6 separate regions of the Homo sapiens genome follow, and all the other regions are linked to region 6. The links are chromatin contacts, found by Hi-C or POLR2A ChIA-PET in ENCODE. All regions are on one chromosome and are shown on one strand. Each heading gives the region's core, a stretch centred on a gene start or an enhancer-like site at or near the end of the contact. The rest is flanking DNA. Distances are from core to core; before and after follow the strand shown.

Region 1 (3,284 bases), core at 47-2,546, 310 kb after region 6:
GGCTGCTCTTACGGCCGCCAGATGCGGTGCCCAGCATAACAACCGCTGGCTGTGAAGTTGTTGGGAATTCACCCACCTCCCCGAGTCACCCTCGGGCCCCGGGTGCGCCTCAGATGTTGGCCAGAAACTGTCCTTTGTGGGACTCAGCGCACCGTGCACACTGGGCCCTTCATAATCCCGGGGCCTGCAGGCGGTCTGGGCGGTCCTGCTGCTGCCAGAGTGACTGCGCCAGGGCCCTGCCTGACCCTCGCCCTGACCGCGCCCTGCAGGCCTTCCGGACGGTGGAGATCAAGCGCTGGGTCATCTGCGCCCTCATTGGGATCCTCACGGGCCTCGTGGCCTGCTTCATTGACATCGTGGTGGAAAACCTGGCTGGCCTCAAGTACAGGGTCATCAAGGGCAGTATCCTTCCCAGTGCGGCCGCTGCAGCTTGGGAGGGGGGCGTGGCCTGGGCCGAGTCCCGGGCAGAAGTCCTGAGCCCAGCGTGTTCCAGTGCAGGTGGAGGCGGCCCGGCCAGGCTGGCTGTGTCCCTGTCATGGTTGGGCCGTGAGACGTCTCTGGGATGTCCAGTGAACATCATGGCTCCACCCAGCAGGGTGGCATCTGCCAGGCTGGTCTGTGGGGCAGGGCTGAGGTCTGGGCTGGGTGGTCATGACGGGGAAGCAGCCAGCCCTCCTTGATGAGCCCCAGATATCGACAAGTTCACAGAGAAGGGCGGACTGTCCTTCTCCCTGTTGCTGTGGGCCACGCTGAACGCCGCCTTCGTGCTCGTGGGCTCTGTGATTGTGGCTTTCATAGAGGTGGGTGGCAGGATGCCGCAGCTATGGCGGACCCCATGAAGGATTGGGGGTCTTGGTGAATGGGCGGGAACCCCTGCAGCTCACCCACCCCCACCATCACATTGGCTGACAACCCGGGCACTTTTAGAATCACGTGGTCCAGACTCACAACCTCAGGAGGAGCAGACACACCAGGGCCTCTTCACCCCCAGAGCCCTGGGGTGCTGCTCCTGACCTACCAGCACAGGCCTGGGCACCCTCACCCCACTCCGCCCCTCCTTCCATCTCCTCACTCTGCCCTCCCCTCCTTCCATCTCCACCTCCGCCTCCACCACGTCCTTGATCTGTGTCTGGGCTGGGAAGAGTGAGAGCAGCTACCCCAACGACATGAGACCCTTCCCTGGGGCCCCAACGTGTGTGCTGCTCTTCCCTTCCCTGAGGCCCCGACGTGTGTGCTGAGCTCCCCTTCCCTGGGGCCCCGAAGTGTGTGCTGCTCTCCCCTTCCCTGAGGCCCCGACGTGTGTGCTGCTCTCCCCTTCCCTGAGGCCCCGACATGTGTGCTGAGCTCCCCTTCCCTGGGGCCCCGACGTGTGTGCTGAGCTCCCCTTCCCTGAGGCCCCGACGTGTGTGCCGCTCTCCCCTTCCCTGGGGCCCCGAAGTGTGTGCTGAGCTCCCCTTCCCTGGGGCCCCGAAGTGTGTGCTGAGCTCCCCTTCCCTGAGGCCCCGACATGTGTGCTGAGCTCCCCTTCCCTGAGGCCCCGACGTGTGTGCCGCTCTCCCCTTCCCTGGGGCCCCGAAGTGTGTGCTGAGCTCCCCTTCCCTGGGGCCCCGAAGTGTGTGCTGAGCTCCCCTTCCCTGAGGCCCCGACATGTGTGCTGCTCTCCCCTTCCCTGGGGCCCCGAAGTGTGTGCTGAGCTCCCCTTCCCTGAGGCCCCGACATGTGTGCTGCTCTCCCCTTCCCTGAGGCCCCGACGCGTGTGCTGCTCTCCCCTTCCCTGATGCCCCGACGTGTGTGCTGAGCTCCCCTTCCCTGGGGCCCCGACGTGTGCGCTGCTCTCCCCTTCCCTGGGGCCCTGACGTGTGTGCTGCTCTTCCCTTCCCTGGGGCCCCGACGTTTGTGTGCTGAGCTCCCCTTCCCTGAGGCCCCGACGTGTCTGCTGCTCTCCTCAGCTCCTGGGGCTCCTGGGGCTGAGGGGCTGCATCTGTCTCAGCCTGGCCGTGACCCACTCAGCCGTGCTTCCCCTCTTTCAGCCGGTGGCTGCTGGCAGCGGAATCCCCCAGATCAAGTGCTTCCTCAACGGGGTGAAGATCCCCCACGTGGTGCGGCTCAAGGTGAGGGTGCGGTGGCCCTGGCTGGGCAGGGTGGGCGCCCGCTCTTTGCTGGTTCAGGAGCAGCTCTCTTGGCTGCCTGCCTTCCAGAACTGGCCTCAGCCACCCTGTGTACTGGTGGCACTGTGTGCAGATGGGCTGGCTGGGTGTGAAGGGGTCACCTTTTTTTCTGAAAGTGGTAACAACTGGTATTTGCACATATTAAATTACGTAAGAAATGAGTAGTCATACAGAAATGCTTGCGTGGTGCATGTGTGACACAGCTGTGCGACGCGTCTGTGACTGTGGGCTGCGTGGTGGTGACTGATTCACCGTGGAAGCTGTCGTGGTAGTGGGCGTGTAGCAGTTTCCCGCTTTCAGTTTGCCTCATGGTCATTTACACTTGGTGTTATCAGAGCATCTGGTTCTGGAGGTGCTGGGAGTCCTGACCCAGTTCCGCTGTGGTTGCTTCTGTCTGTGCCGCCATCGTTCCTTAGCCTGAGACTTGCCGCAGCCCCGTCCCGTCTGAGGATGGGTGGGCAGCATGGCCGCTGCCCCCTGGGGGTGCTTCCGGGGCCTGGTCCCCGTGGCCAAGGAGCGGGACCAGTGTGTCCCCTCTGGCGAAAGCTCCCAGGTGACCTTGGGGTGCCCCTGCCCTGTGGTGGGAGATCAGGTTTACTGGAGCAGCTGGGAATGGCGACCCGCCTGTCACCCGCGCCAGGCTGGCCTGAACCTTCTTGGATGTTGCTCTATAACTTTTGTTGGCTGAGGGTTGAGTTTGCTCGGCATCTTTAACATACAGTCCTCCCCCACACACTCAGCGCCCTTGTGTTTAGGGTCTGCGCCCTTGTGGGTTCTGCCCTGGGGCAGGGAGGCTGATAAACACCTTACACACCTTCTCAGGTGGAGAGGATGAGGCCCCTGGGGGCGGGGAGCAGCCGAAGGGAGAGGGGGCATCGTGGAGCCGCAGGTGACCAGCCTTCCAGTGCCAGGGGTGTATGAGGAGCCTTGCTAGGCGGGGCTAGCGGGAACACCTCCCCTGTGCTGGCCACGCTGGCGGAGGCAGGTGTGCCTGTAGGATGCGGTGGGCGGCCCAGCTTTGCCTCAGGAAGGAAGGAAACGAAAGAACCCCTTGCCTGCTCAGTGCTGAGGCCACAGAGGGCAGGTCCCCCGAGTGAGTGCGGGGGACGCTTGGCT
Region 2 (3,275 bases), core at 98-2,597, 440 kb after region 6:
CGCCTTCAACGTGTTGGGGGCGCCCTTCTTACCACATTTGGGGCAGGGGGTTAGCTGATGGTGCCCTGGGTGTGTGCCTGGGGCGGGAGGTGGCAGGACATCTGCCCCACAGGCTGGCTCTCCACGCTGCCCTCTTGGTCTTCTCTCCAGCTTCCCTGCTCTTCCTCCCTCAGCCCCCCGACTCCCCTTCACCAGGCCCTGGGGGTTTCCCGCAGGAATCTCTCCCTGGTCTCACCGACTCCTCCAGATGGCCCCTGCGAAGCCGATGGCGGTGCCCAGGTGCAGGTCACCTGGCGGGCCCGCTGCAAACGCTGCTCCCCGGGGTCTCATTCCAGTCGAACCCCGGGAATCTGCATTCTAACAAGCGCTGCCGGTGGCCTTGGGCTCCCCGAAGCCTCAGACGGCTGCCAAGGTCCAGCCGCTGGCGCCCAGCAGGAGCGCAGGAGACCGGAGCCCGAGGCGCCTTCTTCCTCCCCTCGCCCGTGTCTGCGCAGCGCTCCCTCCTCCCTCTGCTCACCGACCCCCTCCCTGCCCCGCCTCGCGGCACCCCCTTTCCCGGGGCCCCGGGCGCCCGCAGGAGCCACACCCCCAGTTCTATGGGGGTCTCTCCCCTCGGAGGGGGCGGGCGGTCCGGGGTGAGTCTGGGGGCGGGTCTAGTGTGTCACTTTAAACTCCTCCCCCGGAGACCCCGGCCCAGGCAAGAGCCCACAGCCCTTTGCCGAGTGGGGCTGAAGGAGGGGCCGCTTTGCACTCGCAGGGATTTCGGGGGGACTAAAGGGCCTTACGAGGACCTGCGGGAGGAGGGAAGGGACGAGGACGCTGGGGGGTGCAGCCCGCCCGGGAGGGGTGCTGGGAGGCCCCGGGCCCGTCTGCTCCCCCGGGGAGGGAGGCGCGGGGGTCGAAGCCTCGCTTGGCGGCTCAAGTGCGGGGGAGGCCGTCGCCAGCGCCCGGATACCCTCCCCGTCCGCTCCGCAGTGCGGACCCCACCGCCGCACCCTCTCCTGCGCGTTCGGAGGGGAAATGCCCCCGAGACCCCGCCCCTCCAAGCATGCGCGGCCTCAGTTTCCCCAGGGCCGAGGGGACGTCGAGACCTTCCCACCGCCCCCCGCCTCGGAGGCCACCCCCGTGCCTCCTGGGGGACCCGGACCAAGGGGGCGGCGGCCGTCGGTCCGTCCGGGTTGGGGCGCGGGGCCGAGCCCAGACGGCGGCCCAACAGCACTGGCCGCAGCCCGCGGCACTTACCGTGGGCCGGCGCGGGGATGGGGGGGCTCCTGGGGCGCTGCGCTCGGCACCAGCTCGGGGACGCCGAGGCACAGCTACCGCTCCCAGCCGCGCGCGCCGACGACTGAGCAACTGCTGGGCGGACGCCGCTGCGGGGGCGGGGTCTGACTGGGGGCGGGGCCGGGCCTGACCGGGGCGGGGCCTGACCGCGCTCGCCCCGCCCCCCGCGTCCACGGCGCCTTAGGGGACCCGGCCGGGGTCTCCGTGCCTTGAGCCGGGCCGGAGCCCCCTCCCCCGGGATGCGGGGCTGTGAGTCAACCCACAGGTGGCTGCGGGACGGGGAGCGGGCTTGGCTGCCTCGGGACCCCGCCTGGCCGCGCGCGCCCTCCCCGTGGCGCGTGGGGTCTAGAAGGGGGTGGTCGGCGGGGTCTCCTCCGCGGACCCCAGGGAAGCCACGGTCACGAAGACCAGCAGCGGTGCAGACCTTTCTGGAAGGGCCTGACTCAGGGACACCTCGCGGGCCCCGCCGCTCTCTTCTCGGGGCGGGGATGCGTCCTGCAGGGATCCACTCGGGACGCCCCACGCCCACGCGGACGGTCTGTGGGGCGATCGTCCCTGGGGCTCTGGTGAGGGCCCAGTTGGCGCTTGTGGGGTCACAGCCGGCCAGAGCCCCCGGAGCCCCTGGGGTCTGCACTGGACCCCGCCAGCCCCTCCCGGGTGGCTCCCCGCTCTTCCTCCGCTGCGCTGTCCTGGAACCCCAGCGGGCCCGCGGTCTCCTGCAGGGTTTGTTAAGGCATTGATGGGTCCTGTCCCCAACCCGCTGGTCCCGAAGTCTGGGTGGGGGCGCGATCTGCGTTTTTTCCCTTTTTTTTTCAGACAGAGTCTCGAAAAAGCTCTCAAAAATAGCTCTCAACCAGGTTGGAGCGCAGTGGCACCATCTCCACTCGCTGCAACCTCGAACTCTCCGGCTCAAGTGGTCCTCCCGCTTCAGCCTCCCCAGTAGCTGGGACCACCCGCCGGCTAATGTTTTTTGGTTTCTTTTGTGGAGATGGGGGTCTCCCTATGTTGCCCAGGCTGGTCTCAAACTCCCAGGCTCAAGGGATCCCCCTTCCCCGGCCTCCTAAGGCGCTGAGATCACAGGTGTGGTCCCCACGCCAGCCAGCGCCTGCACTTCCCAGCTCCAGTCTGCTGCCGCCAGTCCAGGGACCACACTTTGAGAAGTCCGTGCTAAGCATGGTCCTGTCGGGGGCCTGAGGCTCTCAGACTTGCCGAGGGCGCAGCGGCCCCCCGGTCGCACCTGCCCTTGGTCGAATACAGCTGGACACTCGCAGCCCTTTGGGGACAAGGGGTGGGGGGTGGTCAGACTTTGGAGTTTTCACCCGAAGGGCACCTGGGCAGCCCAAGGCCAGACAGGCTTCCAGAACACAGCTCTTCAAAGGGAGGGGGCCCGTCTGCCAACAACTGTCTTGGCTTCTGGATCCCAACTCACTCAAATCCATGCCCGCCCCACACCTGTCTGTGCAGGATCGGGGGCAGGACCCCTGGGTGGGCTCTCCTTCGGGACGCTCGGCCCAGGCTCTGCCGGATCCTGACCCAGCACAGCCAGGCCGGTGGGGGAGGGCAGGGAGCTTGCAGGAAATGCAGGGACTGGCTGGGACAGGGACGCGGTGGGGGAAGCAGGGGAGGGGGCCTGGGCCCTCAGCCCCACTCTGTAGCAGTGTTCTCCTGAGGGGCTGGTGGGTCTGGAGACCGGGTCTGGGAGTGACGCCCCTGCCTCTGCGGTCTTGCACCAGGTTCTGCCCACCTGTTGGAACAAACACAGGCCGGTTGCCATGGTGATCACACTGGCTTTAAGTGAAGGGACAGGCTCTGCAGCTACGGTAAACAGGAAGTTGGGAGGGGCAGCCGCTGCTCCGGCCCCTACGAGAGCACCAACCCTGAAACCAACACTGCAGTCCGTTGGGTGCGGGAGCACCCTTGGAGACCTCTCCCCACTCTTTTCTAGGTAGGGAGACTGGAGTCCGGAGACGGGAAAGGGCTTTTCCAGGGCCACA
Region 3 (3,114 bases), core at 462-2,961, 280 kb after region 6:
CTTTGATCACAGCAACCTCTGAAAACCCAGCTTCTCAAGATGCAGTGTCCCGGCAAGGACTGCAGTGTGATCTGAGGCTGAGCCTGGGAGCCGGCTGGGGCTGGGAGTCCACATGGGACACGTGTCAGTGATGACAGCTGTGCTTCCCTGGAAAACCTGGAACGTCCCCAGCTGACGGGCTGCCTCTGCCGCCTGGGATGTGAACACTCCCACCCCATCCCTCTCTGACACAGCCGGACGGGGAGCAAGTGGGGGACTTTGTGAGACACAGCAGGTGCCTCCCGTCGCAAAGGAGACAGACACAGACCGCTTCTTCTGTTCAGGGGTTCAGCCAGGAGCAGGCTCTCTCTCTAGCCCCTCACAGGGACTAGAGAGGCTCTTGGTCCAGTCCTTCAAGCCACTCTCATCACTTCTGAGGCTACCGGCAACCCCAGGATGGGCCCAGCCCACTCACCCCGCAGCACCCTCGATGGTCTCCATCAACACCAGGAAGGCTTGGTCCGCCGGGCCCTCCAGGAAGAAGCTGGCCCACAGCTCCTCCAGGCGGCCATGGGGCAGCAGCTCCAGCCAGGCTGGGCTCAGCCTGCTGGCAAGACATCTGAGGACAGGCGAGAAGTGGGCCGAGGCAAACTCCTCCTTCTCCCTCGGGAGCGCTGGAGGCTCCATCTCACCGAGATACCGCTTCAGGGACTCCAGGGTGCAGAAGATGTGGCCGCCATCCTCCGAAGACGAGAGGGCATGAATGGCTTCCCGGACGGCGAGTCGAACCTCTGAGGGTGCTGGCTCCATCCTGCAGGACAGATCTGGGCGTCACGGGAAGACGACCTGTGACATGGACACAGGGCTCAGCTTGGGGCACGGAAATAATCCACACAAGCTCAGGAAGCCCCTCGGTGAGCGCCCCGAGACCCCACACCCCTCAACCCTGGTCCCACCCAACCCTGTCCCGCCTCCTTCCCCTCCAGTGCCTGCCGGTTTCCACCCAGAGTTCGCTCCTCCGCTCGGACCCCAACGCTACCAGCCACTGCAGGGCTTCTCAACCCGGGCCACTGTGCCCAGGGAACATTCTCAGTTGTCTCAACCGGGAGTGCCACTGGCGCGAGAGGGAGGTGGAGGCTAGAGATGCTGGTGAGTGTTCCCCGGGCACAGCGCGGCCCCACGCGTCCTCGCACCCAAGGCGGGAAACTCGGCCCGCGGGAGCTGCCGGCCCTCCCGGCTCCCTGAGCGGTGAGAGGTGGCTCCAGTCGCCATTCCTCCGCCCCTTAGAAACCAACAGCTTACGGGGAACACGGGTTCGGGGCTAGAGGAGCCGCACGCGGACCCGCCCCCGATCCAGGCCCGGACCCCGACCTGTACCCGGACCCCGACCGGACTCCTACCCGACCTGGACCCGACCCAACCAGACCTGGAGCCCAACCCGACCCAACCGGACCCCCGATCCCCGATCCCCGACCCCCAACCCGACCTGGACCCGGCTCCCGGGTGACTGCAGCGCGCTCAGGCGCCGCGCGCCACCGATTCGCTGCAGCCGATTCCCCACGGCCGCCGCGGCCCCGGACGAAACGCGATCGCGGCCCAGCCGGTTGGCCCCGAGCACGAGTTCCTGGGTCCGGGCGAGGCTCCCGCGGGTTTTCTTGAGCCTCTGGGGCGGGTCTCCGCGGGCCTCTCAGCGCGAATCTGCGGAGGACGCCAGGCGGGAGGGCGCATCTGCGCCTGCGCTGCGCGGGGACGGGGCGGAGCCTGGACGCGGGAGCGGGGGGCGGTGGGGTGGGCGGGGCCTGACGCGTGAGTGGGGCGGGGCCTGAGGGCAGGGCCGCGCTTCCCCACGTGGCTGCGAGCTGGGTTCGCTGCGCCCGGGTGGTGGGTTCTCGCCTTAGTTTCTCCCATCTCGGTCGTCCCTACCCTGGAGTGATGTCAGCCGTCTCTTCCCTCCGCCTCGGGTCCCACATTCTCTCCAGAACGCCGAGCGTTCGCTCTAAGGCAGATGTTTACCAAGACAGGCCTGGCTCGTCTTCCCCGGATGTAAGGCTCTGCTTTCAAGGGTCAGAGGCCAGTAAGGGAAACGCACGGTACACAAGGAAGTAAAAGAGCAGTTGAGATCATGTCAGATCTGAACAATTGCAGCTCCGTAAATGAGGCCGGGTCGTGGAATAAAAACTGCGACCAGTAGGGTAAGCGCTAGACGCATGTGGCTCTGTAAATTAACTGAAGTTAAATAAGTCCAGTTCCCTTGCAGCACTAGCCCCATCTCAAGGGCTCGGTACTACCTTTGGCTGTGGCCGCCAGGCTGGACAGCCGGACACTGAACATTTACAACATGCAGTGCCTTCTGTACACCGCAGCGGAGTGTGGGGGGCTTCATCTTTGTGGAGGGGGCAATCCAGGAAGACACCTAAAGAGGCGCCATTTCAGCAGTGATGGATGTGGGAAAAGCTGGGGAACAGTTATCCATTCAACAAACATTGATTAAATGCCTGCTTGGTGCACCAAGCCTTCTGAGCAACAAATGATGCAAAGTTCCTGCTCACCTATCGGGGGAACAGATAAAGTACATACGAAATATGCCAGGTGACAGGCCTCGAGCAGAAAAACTGGCAGAGGCCGGGCCCGGTGGCTCACGCCGGTAATTCCAGCACTGGGAAGCTGAGGTGGGAGAATCGTTTGCACCCAGAAGTTCAAGAATGGGAAAAATAGTGAGACCCTGTCTCTACAAAAAATTTAAAAATTAGCCAGGCACGGTGTCATGAGCCTGTGATCCCAGCTACTCAGGAGGCTGAGGTGGGAGGATGGCTTGAGCCCGGGAGGTTGAGGCTGCAGTGAGCCATGTTCACTGCCACTGCACTCCAGCCTGGACAACAGAGCAAGACCCTGTTTCAAAAAAAAAAAAGGAATCAAAATAAAAAACCGGTAGGGTAAGAAAATAAGAGCCAGTGGCCGGGCACAGTGGTTCACACCTCTAATCCCAGCACTTAGGGAGGCCGAGACGGGTGGGTCACAAGCTCAGGAGTTCGAGACCAGCCTGGCCAACATGGTGAAACCCCGTCTCTCCTAAAAAAAGAATAATAATAATAATAATAGTAATACAAAAATTAGTTGGGCGTGGTGGCATGTGTC
Region 4 (3,010 bases), core at 452-2,951, 450 kb before region 6:
CTCAGTGCCCCCAGGAATGAGCCCTTAGTGCATCCCCAACACTGCTCTCGGCACATGACACACAATCTTTTTTCTTTTTTTGAGACAGTCTTGCTCTGTCACCCAGGCTGGAGAGCAGTGGTGCGATCTCGGCTTACTGCGACCTCCGTCTCCTGGGCTCAAGCAATTCTCCTACCTCACCTTCCCAAGTAGCTGGGATTACAGACGCGCACCACCACGCCCAGCTAATTTTTGTATTTTTAGTAGAGAAGGGGTTTCACCATGTTGGCCAGGCTGGTCTCGAACTCCTGACCTCAGGTGATCCACCCACCTTGGCCTCCCAAAGTGCTGGGATTACAGGCGTGAGCCACTGCGCCTGGCCACAATCTTTATTTTAATTCCCATGATGCTTCTATGAGGCAGCAGAGCCCGGAAGTTAAAGGGGCTGTGAAGGCCTTCACAGTGCTGAGATCCAATCCAACCCTTGCTACTTAACTACCTGGGTGACCCTGGTCATTTTCTTTTCTTTTGAGACGGAGTCCGGCTCTGCCGCCCAGGCTGGAGTGCAGTGGCGCGGTCTCGGCTCACCGCAAGCTCCACCTCCCGAGTTCACGCCATTCTCCGCCTCAGCCTCCCCACTACAGGCGCCCGCCACCACGCCCGGCTAATTTTGTTTTTTTGTATTTTTAGTAGAGACGGGTTTCACCATGTTGGCCAGGATGGTCTCCATCTCCTGACCTCGTGACCCGCCCGTCTCGACCTCCCAAAGTGCTGGGATTACAGGCGTGAGCCACCGCACCCAGCCCACCCGGTCACTTTCAGGTCTCCAACCTTCGATTTTCCTCATCCCCAAAATGAGAATAACAATAACATCCACCTGTCAGGACTGGTTTGAGAATGAAAAAACCTAAAGCAGGATAAGGGCTTGTTACATTACTGGCAGAAGCCGCCGCCCCATTCTGTAGGGGAAATAGAGGTTCACAGAGGTAGGGTCACCTACCCAGGATCAAAGAACTAGAAAGCGGCAAGTGTGGGACTGGAAGGGGCCACAGGCTGGCTGCAGTGCACCAGCCCTCTTGCACTAGGCTCTGCTGCCTCCCTACGGACAGGCCCAGAGCCCAGATCCTGGAGAAACCGAGGCCCCACCCTCTTGGAACCACCAACAGGGCCCTAGACGCCCATCAGGTGCAGGAGGAAGGGGCCCAGAGGAGGGGAGGGCCAGGCTCAGGCATCGGAGGCAGAGAAGGGCCGGGACGCCGGCGTCTGCGAATGTCTACACCGGGCGCCCGGGGGCTCAGCAACCCGCGAGCACTTGTGGACGCACACCAGAGAGGGGGGATGACAGGCGCCCCGCAGGAGAGGCCCGTGAGGGTCGCAGCAAACCTGGGGGTTTCGTGGAGGGCTGTGAGGGTCCCGCGAGATCCGCGAGGTGTCTGGGTCTGGGAGGGTCGGTCGAGCCCGCAGCTCGGGCCATCCGGGCCTCTGCCAGCCCGGGATGAACTGCCCGCACCCCGGCCGCACCCTCCGGGTCGGCCCGGTTACCTTCCTCGCTGAAGGGCGCCGGGAGGCCGAGGAAGCCGCTGGGGGCCAAGGCCGCCGCCACCGCCGCAACTGCACCCTCGCCCGCTTCCCGCCCGGCTTCGGCCTGGGCTTCTGCCGTATGAGCGGCCGTCACCCGCACTGCCATCGCGCCCTCCATGTCGCAACGCGCCGCAGGAAGATGGCGGATTTACGACCATGTCGTCATAACAACGGGCCGCGCCGAGGCCAGCGTGAGGGAACGGCAAGAGGAGGGCGGGGCAGAACCGGAGCGGATTGACGGACAGGCGGGGAGCCGGGCCTGGATAGCGGTGTGGCCTTAAAGGGCAGAGGCGGGGCCGGGCGCGCTGAGAGCGAAGATGGGGCGGGACTGTGGGGAGGGCGTGGTTACGGTGGAGCAGATTGCCAGCCAGGGGGCGGGGCGGCAGAAGGACCTATGTTCGAGGCTGCACTCGGATTTGAGAGCCAGAGAACGCGAGGGGCGAGCGGACTGGCGGCTGCTAGGCAGCCGCGCCCCAGCGCTTCCGTACCTAAGGACAGGTCGCCCCGCCCGCGGCTGCTGCTGGGAAGCCGCCACAGCTCCAACCAGGGGTGTGGTGCCTGCTGCCCACTGACCGCCTAGGGTGTTAGAGCCTCCCAAGATGGTTACCCGGGTCACGGGAAAAGAACACGGGTCGGGGATGGCTCATGGGTAGCTCTGCGAAGCTGTTTTATTCTTTTATATACTTTTAATTTTTTTTTCTTTCTTTTTTGAGACGGAGTCTCTTTCTATCGCCCAGGCTGGAGTGCAGTGGCGCGATCTCGGCTCACTGCAAGCTCTGCCTCCCGGGTTCACGCCATTCTCCTGCCTCAGCCTCCTGAGTAGCTGGGACTACAGGTGTCCGCCACCACGCCAGGCTAATTTTTTGTATTTTTAGTAGAGACGGGGTTTCACCGTGATAGCCAGGATGGTCTCGATCTCCTGACCTCGTGATCCGCCCGCCTCGGCCTCCCAAAGTGCTGGGATTACAGGCGTGAGCCACCGTGCCCAGCCACTTTTTAAATTTTTTAAAATTTATTTGCATTATGTATTTTAAATAGAGACAGGGTCTTGCTGTTTAGACTAGGCTGGTCTCAAACTCCTAGCCTCAAACCATTTTCCCATTTCGGCCTCCCAAAGTGCTAGGATGACAGGCGTGAGCCACGACTCCCAGCCACGTTGAATTTTTGGTTTTGGAGATGGGGGTTGTTTTTGGTTTTTGTTTGTTTGGGGTGTTTGTTTTTGAGACAGAGTCTCACTCTATCACCTAGGCTGGAGTGCAATGGCGCGATCTCACTGCAGCCTCCGCCTCCTGGGTTCAAATGATTGTCCTGCCTCAGCCTCCCGAGTAGCTGGGACTACAGGAGTGCACCACCATGGCCAGCTAATTTTTGTATTTTTAGTAGAGACAGGGTTTCACCATGTTGGCCTAGATGGTCTCAAGCTCTTGACCTCACGATCTGCCCGCCTCGG
Region 5 (2,955 bases), core at 224-2,723, 460 kb after region 6:
ACTCCAGGAGCGGCCCGAAAGTCTGCCTTCTGTCCTCCTGCTGGGCGCCCGCAACCGGCTGAGCTTTAGCTTCTCGGATCACCGCCTTGCTCTGCTGGTTGACAGCACCGACTTCAGAGCAACTTCCTGGCTGAGGGTGAGCAAAGCACTCACCTCCCACAACTCCACCGCACTGATCTCCACAACGGGTGGTCGCCACGACAGGCTGGCACAAGAAGCCTTTAAAGGCCCTCCTGCACCCAAATGCAAACTCTCCCAGGCTTGGGGAGGTATTCCCTTCTGCAAGACCCAAGCACCTGCAGTCGGGAGACGCTTACCTGGCCGCACCTGATCTGCCCCAGGCCCCGAGAATGTTTCTGAAGCAAGATCCCAAACCCTGAGACACCATACAAGCGCACACCAGCAATCACCCAGTGGCCTAGGGAACGGACCTCTCTGAATGAGCAATCAGGGCAAACTGAGGATCCGTCCCGTCTTCCGTTGCATAGGTTCTCTACCCAAAGGCAACGTTTCTTGAAGAGCAAGAAACACTTGGGGTAGGTCCTGTAAAAGGAAACAAACCGAACTCCCCAAAGACAGGCACTTTGCAAACAGAGAAACTAAGCGTAACTTCCAATTATACAAACAAAACCACTTCATTCTGCGATTCAAGCGTGACTACAGGCCACGATCACAAGCCCAACTAATCATTCCCTTACATTCCTCCTACGCACGTTAACTACCAGAACCAACTACTATTCAACCGATAAAAAGAGATGTCCAAAACAGAATAAAACTCCCCCTCCAGCGAGGCGCTCACGTTCAGGGCCCCAGCAAGCGCCAGCGGAGCATCTTCAGAGGCACAAGAAAACTTACACTTGTTTTGGTTTTAAGGCACCGAAAACAAGCCCGCTCGCCGGCCCCCACCCCCGCGAGCCAGCGATGTTGCAATCCAAGACTCTCCCCCCGCGGCCCATCCTATCCGTCCGCGGGGCGACCGTGACCCCGGAAGCCGCTCCCCGCGCAGGAGGAAGGCGCGGCCTCGCGGGGCCCCGGCTGCAGGTGGCTGCCCCGGCCCCGCGCCAGGCGCACCTCGGGGGCGAAGTGGGGGAGCCCCGGCCCCGAAGGCCTGCGGCGGCCCGGCCGCTCGGGCCGCAGCCCAGCGGCGCCAGCAGCGCGGACCGAGCCGGCGCCGAGCGCGGGGCCTCTCGGGCTCCCCGGAAAGCTCGGCCGCGGCGCGGGGCCCGGCTCGGCGGGGCGGGGCGCGGGGCAGTCGGGGGCCCGGGCCCAACAGGAGTAGAGGCCTCGGCCCGACCCCCGCCCCGCGGCCCCGGCCCGGCCCCCGCACGCGCTCACCTCGGGCGGCCGCAGCCCCGGCGAGCGTAGCGGACAGGTGGAGGACCGAGCGGGGCGGCGGCGGCGGCGCTTCCCTTTGTCTCGGGACTTCCCTCCGGAGCCCGCTCCGCGCGCAGCCAGAGCAGCTCCGAGGACCCTGGCGCGGGCGGGGCGCGCGGGGCGGGGCCTAACGCGGGGCTGCCCTCTGCACGCCTGCCTCGCGCGCCGCTCCTGCCGCCCGGCCCCGAGCGCCTCCCGCGCCGCCGAGCGCTCCCCGTTGCCCGCGCCCCGCCGCCGCGCGCCCGCGCCCCGGGTCCGCCCCAGGAGCCCGGCCGGGGGGCGACTTTCCAGTCAGGCGGCGCCCTGGACACCTACGCCCTTAAAGGAGCCGCGTCCCCGATGTGAGGGAGCGTCTGTAAACTCCCCTTCGGGCTGCCCGCGTCCACCCGAGGACACGCCGGCAAGCAGCGGGGGAAAAAGGAAGCCGAGATCTCCAAAGGCTCCCCGGATGCCTGGCGGTCACCTCTCCAGCCACAGGTCCCGGAGGTTTCCTTGGGGTCAGGTCCTGGGGCCGGGGGTCAAAGACCACTGAGGCCTAAGGATCCTCTGAAGCGTCGCAGGACGGTGACGCTCCCGCGAGTTCAGCGCCCTGTGAAACCCCTTGCAATTGGCCAGTTCGGGGCGGTAGGCGGGGACACCTTCTCATCCGCCCAATGAGCTGACCCCGTACAAAAGGCCGAATGCGAGCATGACCGACGGGAGGAGAAGTGTGGATGCTCCCTAAACCGGGGGCTGGCCCTGGGCCGGGGCGCGGGCGGGACGTGGGGGACCGCGAGCGGCGGGGGCGGGGCGAGCCCGTGGGGGAGGGGCGCTTCCGGTCCCCCCTCCCGCCCACGCAACAAGCAGGACCGGGTCGGGAGGCCCCCAGACCCGCGAGCGCGCGGGACAGTCCGTTCGCCAACGCGCGACCGTGCTGGCCCCCGGGCTCTCCCGGCCCCCCCGCCCGCATTTCGCCGACGGCGGGGCCGCAGCCAAGGTCACGGTGTCCGGGTGCTTGGGGACCGCGGGGAGTGACCACATTCATTCATTCCCTCCCTCACTCATTCATTCATTCCCTCCCCTACTCCGTCATTCCCTCCCTCACTCACTAATTCCCTCCCTCCCTCACTAATTCCCTCCCTCCCTCATTCATTCGATCCCTCCATCACTCAATCATTCCTTCCCTCTCTCACGCATTCCCTCCCTCACTTACTCATTCATTGCCACCCTCACTCACTCATTCCCTCCCTCACTTACTCATTCATTCCCACTCACTCATTCCCTCCCTCACTCACTCATTCCCTCCCTCACTCATTCCCTCCCTCACTCACTCATTCCCTCCCTCACTCATTCCCTCCCTCACTCATTCATTCCCTCCCTCACTCACTCATTCTCACTCTCACTCATTCCCGCCCTCATTCATTCATTCCCGCCCTCATTCATTCATTCCCACCCTCATTCATTCCTTCCCTCCCTCACTCATTCCCTCTCTCATTCATTCCCTCCCTCCCTCACTCACTCATTCCCTCCCTCACTGATTCCCTCCCTCACTGATTCATTCATTCCCTCCATCACTCATTCATTCCTTCCCTCACTCATTCC
Region 6 (3,100 bases), core at 428-2,927:
TGAGCCCCTCATCCTGGTCCACCTCTGTACTCCAGCCTAGCTTTGACCTAGCACAAAGCAGCAGCTTGAGAGACACTGATCCTGGGACACAGGGACCTGGCAGGGGGTCTAGCCTAACCCCACGCTACCTGGCACCACAGCACCTGAGCACTGCTCCCCGCAGGCAGGGGCCAGGCTGTCTGCTGTCAGAGGACGAAGCCTGCAGCCTACTGCCCGGACCCCGGCCTCCTGACACTTCTCAGGATCCTCTAGGAGCAGCTGTAGCCTCCGCAGGTGCCCAGGAGCTTTCTCCATCTCACCCTAGAAACCTCTACGGCTTTGGATCAGAGAGGAGTCCTGGCCTGCCCCATGCCCCCTCCAGCCCCGTCTACAGGGGCAGGGACCGGCGGAGCAGGCGCCTCCCGGCTGGGAACCCACCCCTCCTGATTAGAGAGGGACTACTGCCACCACCCGAGCACCTGGGTCAGTGTGGCGACGCCCTGCAGAAACTCCTCGGGCTCCAGCAGCAGCAGCAATTCCTGTTCACCTGCAGCCCACACTTCAGGAGGCAGCTGTGGGGACATGGGGACGCGCTGCTGCCTGTCTCAACCCCGGGTGCCCCAGGGGCCCTGCCTGGGCAGTCCAGCAGCAAAGCGGTTCGTGGCCCCAGCCAAGCCCAGGCCCTGACAGGCCTGCTCTACAGAAGCCCAGTGTTCCCTTTCCTGCCAAGGCCAAGCTCAGGCCAGGTCTCTGTGGCTGGCAGGAATCCAGACCACAGCCTGAATCGAGACGGAACCTTCTCCAGCCAGCTCGGCTCTATACCAGCAGAACGGCTTGGGCACCTCCACTTCCCGTTCTCCATCCTTGCTTTACCCATCCGCGAGACGCGCACGGCCCAGGGCAGCTGCCTCAGGGACAGCTCCAGGGCTGAAATCATGGAAGCAAAACAGCCAACTCGCGGCTGGCCCTCGGGAACCCGCGACCACTCACGCTGCGGGGGCAGGGGTCGGGACTCGCTCGGGTCCACCGCAGGCTGCGGGCCGGGCGCTGGGGCTCGATGCGGCACTCGCAGCCCAGGGCCTCCAGGGCCTCCATCAGGACGTCGGCACCGGCGTCTTCCAGGATGGCTGGGACCGGGGGAGAGGAGCGCGGTCACTGCTTCCTTCCACCCTCGCGAGCGCCCTACCTGGGCGGGTGGCCGGACCGGGGAGTCTCCATTCGGCACAAACCCCCGACTGGGAGGCGGGCCCGGCCCCAGGCCCCTCGGCACGCGCGCCCCGCCCAGTCGGACAGAGGGCGCCGCCTGGCGGAGAAAGGCCTTTCCTACCCCGAGTATCGCCCGTGCCCTCCGCCGCACCTGTGTCCACGCACACCGCGAGGCGCTTCAGGACCTGCTCCGGCCGCAGCAGCCGCAACGCCTCGGCAGCCGCCCTGCGCTCACCCGCTGGGTCCCGGGCTCTCGCGGCGGCCTCCGAGCCGGCGGAGTCCTCAGCGTCGGAGTCTGAGATCTCCCAGGTTGGAGGTCGCCGCTGACCGCTCCCGCCCCGTCCCCGGCCCCGGCCCTGGCAAGAGACCCCCGCCCTCCCGGGTCCAACCCGCGCCATGGCCGGACCGACCTCTTCCTCGCTTCCGGCCGCGACCGAACACTTTAGCCTGGGACACCGGCCTCTTCCGGTGACTTCCGGCCGGACCGCTGAGGACGCGGACCCGCCATGGCGCGGAAGAAGGTGCGTCCGCGGCTGATCGCGGAGCTGGCCCGCCGCGTGCGCGCCCTGCGGGAGCAACTGAACAGGCCGCGCGACTCCCAGCTCTACGCGGTGGACTACGAGACCTTGACGCGGCCGTTCTCTGGACGCCGGCTGCCGGTCCGGGCCTGGGCCGACGTGCGCCGCGAGAGCCGCCTCTTGCAGCTGCTCGGCCGCCTCCCGCTCTTCGGCCTGGGCCGCCTGGTCACGCGCAAGTCCTGGCTGTGGCAGCACGACGAGCCGTGCTACTGGCGCCTCACGCGGGTGCGGCCCGACTACACGGCGCAGGTGCGTGCACCCCGTCCGCACCCCGCCCCTGCAGCCGCCTGGTCTCCCCGCCTCCCCTCCTCCCTGCAGGTTTGCGTGGCTGAGGCTCCCACCTCCTGACCTCGGGGGCCGAGAGCTTTGCGAGCTGACCCCGCTTCCTTCTGGCTTTGCAGAACTTGGACCACGGGAAGGCCTGGGGCATCCTGACCTTCAAAGGTAAGGCTCGGGAGAGCGGGTGCCCGGCAGTTCGATGCCGACCGCCGACGGCACAGCAAGTGTGTGCAGACGCCTCTTTTTCTTCATCAGGGAAGACTGAGAGCGAGGCGCGGGAGATCGAACACGTCATGTACCATGACTGGCGGCTGGTGCCCAAGCACGAGGAGGAGGCCTTCACCGCGTTCACGCCGGCGCCGGAAGACAGCCTGGCCTCCGTGCCGTACCCGCCTCTCCTCCGGGCCATGATTATCGCAGAACGACAGAAAAATGGAGACACAAGCACCGAGGAGCCCATGCTGAATGTGCAGAGGATACGCATGGAACCCTGGGATTACCCTGCAAAACAGGAAGACAAAGGAAGGGCCAAGGGCACCCCCGTCTAGAATGCCAGAACCAGCGGGTGGCCTTAGGGGCTGTGAGGCAGTGGGGACCTTATTGATGAAAGAAACCGTCTTTGCGTTACACCCGAGTCTGCCTCTCGGAGCAGGGAGCTCACCTTCCGCGACGTGTTCTGAGGGTCTGCATCTTAGGGGGGAGGGCTGGGGCAAATCGCCACCTGTGCCTTTCCTCTGGCCCTGCTGCCCCCACACCCAACTCCGAGGGCCCACGCTGGGGAAAGCGGGAAGCGCTCGCTCCCTTTCCCCCATTAGTGCTCTCTCTGCCTGGATCCCGGCAGAAGCTATGAAAGGGAATAAAGAGAAAAGAAGTACCCAGGGTCGTGGTGTCTTTGCGCTCTGTCTTTAGGACCGGGGAGAGAAGGGCTGACGCTGTGGTCGTGGCCCTGGCCGGGGGGGCGCGGGGGGGGCGGGGTTCGGGCGGTGCGGAGCAGGGCGCCGCGTGGGTGGAACCACCTGGGCGGGTTGTGGGGGATACAGTTAGTGTCCGAGCTGCTG

What was found. A loop is a pair of places that touch in the nucleus more often than their neighbours do. ChIA-PET counts read pairs that join two places held with the same protein, here RNA polymerase II (POLR2A). Pooled maps may share reads with other maps.
Region 1: a loop to region 6 is called in a pooled map, with 3 times the contacts of the local background. The contact joins the enhancer-like site here to the promoter of MRPS34 in region 6. A Hi-C loop is called at or near these places in 1 of 50 pooled maps. POLR2A ChIA-PET finds 5 or more read pairs at or near these places in 3 of 52 experiments (B cell, H1 and HCT116).
Region 2: a loop to region 6 is called in a pooled map, with 2.5 times the contacts of the local background. The contact joins the promoter of BAIAP3 here to the promoter of MRPS34 in region 6. A Hi-C loop is called at or near these places in 2 of 168 maps with a recorded cell type or tissue (B cell and naive thymus-derived CD4-positive, alpha-beta T cell), 7 of 37 single-sample maps with no recorded cell type and 8 of 50 pooled maps. POLR2A ChIA-PET finds 5 or more read pairs at or near these places in 3 of 52 experiments (CD8-positive, alpha-beta T cell, RWPE1 and WTC11).
Region 3: a map of mammary epithelial cell shows a loop between it and region 6 (4-fold over the local background). The contact joins the promoter of TELO2 here to the promoter of MRPS34 in region 6. A Hi-C loop is called at or near these places in 3 of 168 maps with a recorded cell type or tissue (chondrocyte, dorsolateral prefrontal cortex and mammary epithelial cell), 15 of 37 single-sample maps with no recorded cell type and 20 of 50 pooled maps. POLR2A ChIA-PET finds 5 or more read pairs at or near these places in 6 of 52 experiments (CD4-positive, alpha-beta T cell, CD8-positive, alpha-beta T cell, WTC11 and 3 more).
Region 4: a pooled map shows a loop between it and region 6 (5-fold over the local background). The contact joins the promoter of E4F1 here to the promoter of MRPS34 in region 6. A Hi-C loop is called at or near these places in 1 of 168 maps with a recorded cell type or tissue (gastrocnemius medialis), 4 of 37 single-sample maps with no recorded cell type and 12 of 50 pooled maps. POLR2A ChIA-PET finds 5 or more read pairs at or near these places in 4 of 52 experiments (CD8-positive, alpha-beta memory T cell, GM12878, H1 and 1 more).
Region 5: a map of naive thymus-derived CD4-positive, alpha-beta T cell shows a loop between it and region 6 (14-fold over the local background). The contact joins the promoter of UBE2I here to the promoter of MRPS34 in region 6. A Hi-C loop is called at or near these places in 7 of 168 maps with a recorded cell type or tissue (CD4-positive, alpha-beta T cell, CD8-positive, alpha-beta T cell, aorta and 3 more), 21 of 37 single-sample maps with no recorded cell type and 21 of 50 pooled maps. POLR2A ChIA-PET finds 5 or more read pairs at or near these places in 13 of 52 experiments (A673, BJ, CD4-positive, alpha-beta T cell and 10 more).

Annotation. Positions count from the first base shown.
Region 1 is chr16:1,457,934-1,461,217 of GRCh38, reverse strand. CLCN7 (chloride voltage-gated channel 7) reads left to right here. Exons shown (of 25, transcript NM_001287.6): 5 at 270-402; 6 at 691-800; 7 at 2,031-2,111. Among named protein-coding and RNA genes, the nearest start is that of CCDC154, 15 kb to the right of the region's middle. Within about 2 kb of position 1,296, at least 3 of the 41 ENCODE cell types and tissues checked have a DNase peak (open chromatin) inside an H3K27ac peak, as active enhancers do; they include B cell, where a contact is called at or near this core.
Region 2 is chr16:1,331,717-1,334,991 of GRCh38, reverse strand. BAIAP3 (BAI1 associated protein 3) reads right to left here and starts at 1,347. Exons shown (of 34, transcript NM_001199097.2): 1 at 1,243-1,347. RefSeq lists silencers at 1,298-1,457, 2,193-2,393 and an enhancer at 3,170-3,219.
Region 3 is chr16:1,491,957-1,495,070 of GRCh38, reverse strand. It overlaps TELO2 (telomere maintenance 2), which reads right to left and starts at 1,711. Exons shown (of 21, transcript NM_016111.4): 1 at 1,466-1,711; 2 at 455-825. The coding sequence starts at 789. RefSeq lists enhancers at 1-104, 1,006-1,906, 2,004-2,053 and silencers at 1,274-1,473, 1,484-1,533, 1,704-1,793.
Region 4 is chr16:2,222,282-2,225,291 of GRCh38, reverse strand. E4F1 (E4F transcription factor 1) reads right to left here and starts at 1,701. Exons shown (of 14, transcript NM_004424.5): 1 at 1,522-1,701. The coding sequence starts at 1,678. RefSeq lists enhancers at 1-11, 1,267-1,406, 1,637-1,806 and silencers at 1,487-1,576, 1,867-2,006.
Region 5 is chr16:1,308,154-1,311,108 of GRCh38, reverse strand. It overlaps UBE2I (ubiquitin conjugating enzyme E2 I), which reads right to left and starts at 1,473. Exons shown (of 7, transcript NM_003345.5): 1 at 1,336-1,473. RefSeq lists enhancers at 352-963, 1,665-1,904 and silencers at 935-1,124, 1,325-1,624, 2,115-2,404.
Region 6 is chr16:1,771,711-1,774,810 of GRCh38, reverse strand. MRPS34 (mitochondrial ribosomal protein S34) reads left to right here and starts at 1,677. Exons shown (of 3, transcript NM_023936.2): 1 at 1,677-2,012; 2 at 2,165-2,207; 3 at 2,298-2,916. The coding sequence starts at 1,692. The coding sequence ends at 2,590. EME2 (essential meiotic structure-specific endonuclease subunit 2) reads right to left here and starts at 2,001. Exons shown (of 8, transcript NM_001257370.2): 1 at 1,337-2,001; 2 at 970-1,106; 3 at 459-551. The coding sequence starts at 1,583. RefSeq lists enhancers at 1-755, 1,613-1,752, 2,543-2,632 and silencers at 933-992, 1,003-1,112, 1,123-1,432, 1,463-1,562, 1,923-2,062 and 1 more.